Linked DNA regions of Homo sapiens: region 2 is linked to region 1. Evidence: chromatin contacts called from ENCODE Hi-C or POLR2A ChIA-PET data. All regions are on one chromosome and are shown on one strand. Each heading gives the region's core, a stretch centred on a gene start or an enhancer-like site at or near the end of the contact. The rest is flanking DNA. Distances are from core to core; before and after follow the strand shown. Region 1 has its middle 14 kb from the start of LBH. Region 2 holds the start of LINC01936 (long intergenic non-protein coding RNA 1936).

Evidence for each region. Hi-C counts contacts between places; a loop is a spot of excess contacts on that map. ChIA-PET counts read pairs that join two places held with the same protein, here RNA polymerase II (POLR2A). Pooled maps may share reads with other maps.
Region 2: a loop to region 1 is called in a pooled map, with 2.1 times the contacts of the local background. The contact joins the promoter of LINC01936 here to the enhancer-like site in region 1. A Hi-C loop is called at or near these places in 10 of 168 maps with a recorded cell type or tissue (B cell, CD4-positive, alpha-beta memory T cell, Caco-2 and 7 more), 20 of 37 single-sample maps with no recorded cell type and 18 of 50 pooled maps. POLR2A ChIA-PET finds 5 or more read pairs at or near these places in 13 of 52 experiments (CD4-positive, alpha-beta T cell, CD4-positive, alpha-beta memory T cell, GM12878 and 9 more).

The regions. Positions count from the first base shown.
Region 1 is chr2:30,216,390-30,219,533 of GRCh38, forward strand. No RefSeq gene overlaps it. Among named protein-coding and RNA genes, the nearest start is that of LBH, 14 kb to the right of the region's middle. RefSeq lists an enhancer at 1,552-2,751. Within about 2 kb of position 1,447, at least 11 of the 41 ENCODE cell types and tissues checked have a DNase peak (open chromatin) inside an H3K27ac peak, as active enhancers do.
Region 2 is chr2:30,344,853-30,348,349 of GRCh38, forward strand. LINC01936 (long intergenic non-protein coding RNA 1936) reads left to right here and starts at 1,794. Exons shown (of 2, transcript NR_122048.1): 1 at 1,794-2,263.

The DNA.
Region 1 (3,144 bases), core at 197-2,696:
AGAATAATTAAATTGTATTAGAGTTATACAATGGAATACAACACAGTATGTGTCAGCATAGATAAAAATCTCACAATTGTAATGCTAAGGGAGAAATGAATATTGCAGAAGATAGTGATACTACAGATATGATTATACACTATATAAAATTTAAAAGCTGGCATAATAATCCTTTGCAATGTCTGTGATACATAAAAAATGTAGTAAAAATAGTAAAAGTATAAAAACACATGTGAAGATGATTAACACTGATCTCAAAACAGTGCTTAGCTCTGGGAAATGAGGGAAGAAAATGGGATGAGGGAGGTGTACAGAGAGGAACTCAATTGTATCGCTGATATTTACTTTCTTTGAAGTAAAAAGACATGAAGCAAATAAGGCAATGTGTTAATATTTGCTAAAGCTGATGTGGCCATCATTAGCGCTACCCACCAAATATTTCTGGCTCTCTGCCTGCCAGGCCCATAGTAGGATTCTATGTCCTCACCCATTTTGAATCAGGAGCAGCCTAGAGATTTGCCTTGGCCAATGAAATGTGACTGGAATTGACTTGTGTTTCTGGCCTCTTGAGCCAATGCACAAAAACTTTGGCCAACATGGCAGCCCAGAGACAAAGCTTCTGTCCTCCCCAGTCCCTGAGCAAGCATGACACCCCCAGGCAACCCTAGGAGGATGGGAGGATGGGAGGGAGATGAGTGCTGTCAGCCGCTGAGGTTTGGGGGTTGTTTGTTACTACAAGTCTACCCTGGAGAATAGAGCTGGAAAATGGGTCCACTCCTATTCACTGTATCAGTCTCTGATTTTATCTACATGTTGAAATATTATCAAAAACATTGTAATACTTTTAAATTGGACTGGCTTTCTATCTCTTCGTTCACGAAAATTCTCTGTACTGGCCTGCGCAAGGCCCCTCTCTTAATTTATTAACTTTTGTGTTTTCAGAAAGTGCCTCTGACTTGGGATGGAAGCAATGTGGAGCTGTAGGAGCCTCCTGGTAAAAAGGATGAATGGCAGAAATCATTGATTAAGCCCAGATTTCTGGGTGAGCCCAGATTTCCTCCAGTGCTGTCTGCTAGCATTTCCCATCAATCTGGGGACAGAAACCCAATGAGAAAATCTTAGCTTTTCTCCAGAGAAATGTAAGCAAGAATTTTGATGAATGCAACTGCCGTTGATTCTTTGTATGGCTTTTAGAAAGATCACTTCACCCTTTTTCCCACTTCTCTGCAGTTCACCTCTGGGAGAAATGTCAAGAAAACTTTCCCACACCTCATGGCTTCCAGGTTCCTTTTTAGGGCTGCCTGCAAGGCCCACAGGGAATAAAAGGCCCAGCAGGAGGTGGAGGAGGGGCAGCATGGTGAGAGAAGGAAGAGAAACTCCGTTCTTGGCCAGTTGTGCTCCGTACTGTGCAGACACACAGGCAGCGCCTGGAAGTCACCGAGAAATGCAATGCCTTTGAGAAGTTCCGTGGAAAGAATGACATCATGACCAGTCACTCCCCCACCCCACCTTTTTTCCAGTGGGAGTGAGAAATAAATAGACTGACACATTTTCCAGTCAGGGAGCCATTCTGGACAGCAAGTTTACCTTGGCACAGGAGCTCAGGTGGGGCTGTGAGAAACCTTATCTGTGCTTGCCTGGTAAACAAGGAGCCTGCAATCTCCCCGGAGTCTTGGCCACTGAGCAGGTGACTGCGGGAGGCAGGTGAGCAGAGCAGGTGAGCAAGGTGAGCCTCGGGCCCAGGAGCACGCTGTGTTAGGTAAATATTGCCTTAACTTGATTGATGGACTCACTAACTGTCTGTTTGTTGCCAAGAGAAATGCCATCACCGCCAAATTCAAAGGTAAAATTCCTGTCCCTTAAATCAAGGGTTCTCAAACTGTAGTGCGTTACTAGGTCACCTGGGGAATGCCATTAAAATGCAGGTTCTGATTCAGCAGGTTGGGATGGCTGAGAAAATTGCCTTTCTAACAAGCGGCTGGTGATGCCGAGGGTGCTGGTCTGTGGACCACTCTCTGAATTTGCAAAGTCTTAATGCTCAGATGACTGTATGCATTTTACACGGTCAAAATAGTTACTGATTAAGGAGCACTGATGCAGGCTGCAGGTGTCGTACCAGATGTTTGCTATCATCTCTTGTAACTCTTCACACCAACTCTGCAAGGTGGGTGTTATTATCCCCGCCCCCTCCTTGGCTGGCAAGGAAATTGAAGCTAAGAGAGGTTAATTCATGCATTATATGTGTAATTTCCAAAAGATTTCATTGCTACCTTCCCTCCTTTCACAGTGATCTGAAATAACCCAAAGACAAAAGATAATAAACGCCTGTGGTAGAGACGGGTGTTGTCTGCTTGTGGTGATCGGCCCTCTTGGCACCTGGAAATGAGTAATTTCGTCCGTACATTGTCAGGGCCAAGCTCAGGAATTCAGAAATCCTGGTTATCTAGGTTTGGCCTAGGAGGTCCTCTCTTCAAAAGAGAGAGTAGCTCCAAAAGGTGGACAAGACTGGTTTTTCAGATCCCTCTGGTGCTGATGTGTTCGCCCCTAGGACACGCAGTTGGAGAAAGTTCTTGATACCAGGAGGAGTTGCTTTGATGTGTCAGCTTGGAAAGAATGCCTCGTAAGGGCCATTCAGGACTCCAGGAGAGCAACAAAAACAAAAAAGCCCCAGCTCGTGGAAACATCAAAGTGAAGGCAAATATAACCAGACTGACCCACCTGGAGGTATTTAAATACCTTGAAGAATGGTGGTGTGTCCTTGCAAAACCCAGGCAGCTTTCAGGTAGAAACTTGAGTCATGTCTGGATCATAAGGAGTGAGGTGGCCCCACTGGCTGTCCCTGGCCACTCATTATAATCAGGAAAAAGTGAGGACAATGTGAGACTCTCCCTTGGAGAGTCTGAAAACTTGGAAGACCTGAATTTTGGTGACCACTCAACAAGTCAGTCTGCTCCAGGGACCCATTAACATTGCAACCTCATTCCTAGTGGTGCCAAGATGCAGCCATGATTTGTACTGCAGTGTGGGGAGGCCAGATTTGGGCCCTCCTGGAAGTCCACAGCAATTCCGTCCCTGGAAAGTTGTTGCACAGAGGAAAATACAGCGCCACGTCCCAAGACAAACTGAAGGCCTCCAAAGAAGACA
Region 2 (3,497 bases), core at 544-3,043, 130 kb after region 1:
CGGGTGCGGTGGCTCACGCCTGTAATCCCAGCACTTTGGGAAGCCGAGGCGGGTGGATCACGAGGTCAGGAGATCGAGACCATCCTGGCTAACACGGTGAAACCCCGTCTCTACTAAAAATACAAAAAATTAGCCGGGTGTGGTGGTGGGCGCCTGTGGTCCCAGCTACTCGGGAGGCTGAGGCAGGAGAATGGCGTGAACCCAGGAGGCAGAGGTTGCAGTGAGCCGAGATCGTGCCACTGCACTCCAGCCTGGGCGACACAACAAGACTCCATCTCAAAATAAATAAATAAATAAATAAAATAACAATTTTCATTTAATGACTTTGTTCTTCATTCCCCCTGCTCTTGGGGGAGAATCCTACAAGAGCAAAAAAAAAAAGTATAAAATACGAAAAACGGCTTTTTCCATGTATGTAAATGTGATCAATAAAATACTCTGAAGCATAAGAAAATAATATGTCAGGATAAAAATCTGTGAAGGAAGTAGGAATAGTAATAAGAGTTCCAGGAGATAAAAAGAAAGATGTAAAATTCCTGAATGCCAATCAGCTTTTTCATAAATTTTAAAATGGATGATAGGGGCTACCAAATTGTCGATGTTACATTCCACTGGATCCATTTTAAAGTGTGAAGTCACAGTAGGTTTTAAATATCAATATTTACAATAAGCCAGAAACCACAGTTTTTGCAGCTACTTAACTTTTGAACTTCATTTTTTAAATGTGCTGGGGGTAGACAGTGGATAGCTTTACAAAATTCTGTTAGGGGTACATACATAAACAAGTAAGGCATGGGCCCTACCTGTCTGACGACACTCTCTCTGCTTTTTCCACTTCTCTAAGTTGGCCTCTAAACAGCACCTTCTCAGCACTTGGGTAATAATGACATCAAAAAGCAATGAAGGCCAGGTGCGGTGGCTCCTGTCTGTAATCCCAGCACTTTGGGAAGCTGAGGCAGGTGGATCATTTGAGGTCAGGAGTTCGAGACCAGCCTGGCCAACATGGTGAAACCATGTCTCTACTAAAATTACAAAAAAAATGAGCTGGGAGTGACGCTGCATGCCTGTAATCCCAGCTACTCAGGAAGCTGAGGCATGAGAATCACTTGAACCCCCGGGGAGGCGGAGGTTGCAGTGAGCCAAGATCGCACCACTGCACTCCAGCCTGGGTGACAGAGCAAGACTCTGTCTTAAAAAAAAAAAAAAAAAAAAAAAAGCAAAGAAGAAGTAAGCAACTCCCCCTCCTCCCATATCCTAGGAAGTACAGAGAAAACTATTCTATATGGGTTGAGCCCCTATTATGGGGCAGGTCCTATTTGGGGCATTGAATTCATCTGTCTTTATTGCTCTAATAGGGACACTATCACTCCCATTTTACTGATGAGGAAATGGAGGCTCAGAGGAACACATAAGCTGTTTATGGACTTACAGCTGCTACAGCTTACAGCTGGTAAGCACCAGAGCCAGGATTCAGCCCAGCTCTGGCTTAATCCAAAGCCAGTGCTTCTCCATGATATCATCCATGCTGCCTCCAGAAATCAGAGCAGAATTAGGGGCCACCTTGGTTTTATTTTCTTTCTCTGATAAAAGTGAAGTAGGGCACAAGACCCTGCCCAGTTCTTTTCCTACAGGCCTTTGAACATTCCCCAGCAAAGTGAGAAGGGAAAGCTCAGGGCTACCTCCAGTGCTAGCGCAGAGGGCGGGAGTATCAGCTGGCTGGCTGGAGCTGGCCAAGCCCCTCCTCTCCTCCTCCTGCTTCCCCCTCCATCCAGGCTCCACCGGGAACCTGTCCCAGACGCCTACCCCGCCTGAGCCAGAGGAAGGGAGGAAAACAATAGCAAAAACCAGGACCCTTCGGACTTGCCGCTGAATGGGGATTTTCGTCGGATGTTGAGTTTACCTGGAATGCCCCGGTGTTATTTTGGGAAGGCAGACATCCCACGGAAACAATGAAGTGGAAAAGAAAACAGCTAAAGCAAAATCTAGAGCCCAGTTTTTGCCAAACCAGCCCCACGTGGGCTGGGCAGGCTCTGGAAGCCCAAGTCAGGCCGATGAAGAGCGGCTGAGGCCGTGGGGATCTGGTTTACCAGGAGGGCACATGGAGGATGCAAGAAAAGGAAGAGCCGTATTCAAGTCCCCACTTCAGTGATGAGGCAGAAAGACCCTGCGCCTGACCACGTGGGAACAGCCTGCAGTGAGCGGTGACGCCGCCTGGCTTGAGCTAAGTGCTGGGCTCCACCATTCATTGGCTGAGTGACCTTAGGCAAGTCACTTAACCTCTCAGAGCTTCCTTATCCTCATGTAGAAGATGGAGGTGGGGCGCGGTGGCTCACGCCTGTAATCCCAACACTTTGGGAGGCCGAGGCGGGTGGATCACCTGAGGTCAGGGGTTCAAGACCAGCCTGGGCAACATGGCAAAACCCCATCTCTACAAAAAATACAAAAATTAGCCCGACGTGATGGTGCGTGCCTGCAGTCCCAGCTACTTGGCAGGGCGAGGTGGGAGGATCACTTCAGCCGGGGAGGCAGAGGCTGCAGTGAGGCATGATTGCACCACTGCATTCCAGCCTGGTCAATAGAGCGGGACCCTGTCTCAAAAAAAAAAAAAAAAAAAAAAAAAGGCAGTGGGAGTGGGAGTGATTTGCTTTAAAGGAACAGAGGAAAGATAAAATATATCTCTATATAATTATATACATTATATATAATATATTTACATATTTTATATATATAAATATATATATATATGTCCTTAGATATAGGTGTATATTTTCATATATAATTGATGAGAATTATAGATTATAGAGAGCAGTCATCTGGGAAAAAGTTTACAAACTGCTATCAGGCACTGGAGAGAATTTACTCAGGAGAAAAGGCCTAGGGAAGAAGGAAAGAGATAAAGTCCACTGAGCTAGCAGGGGCTGAAAAGGGAGAAGATCCTTCGAAGCTCCCTGTGCATGGTTTGACTTTGGTTTGCAGCACCAGCTCCTCCCATGCATAATATTACATAGTATTCTGGCTCTCTATGGCCCCTGCAAGACATAATTTATTTTTAGGGATTTATTGAGAATCTGTTGAATGCATTGCACCACGCCAGCATGGCAGGGAATCAGGAGCTAAGTCAAAAGGGTCCCCAAGAGCTGCTTCCTGGCTGTCACCAAGTCCTCAAGCCGCTGAGCTCACCTTTTCCTTTAGCGTCCGGGTCAACTGCCTGGTGCTCTCTTCCCACTTGCAGTCAGAATTTCAAGCCTTTTTTCATCCTCCTGTTCCAACCCCTGGGAATTCTGCAGAGCAACATGTCTCCCAATCTCATTTCTTGTTTAGACTGGGAGAATTGTGATAGACACCCTCATAGATGTGTCCCCTGCAGATGTCGTCTGCTTTCCATGCGGCCTCATCCCACACATGATGTGTCCCTCTCCCCATACTCCCTAAAGAAGCACTGACCCGAGACAGCTGACGGAACCAACATTTACCCTTTGGTAGGAGCAGGGGATGAC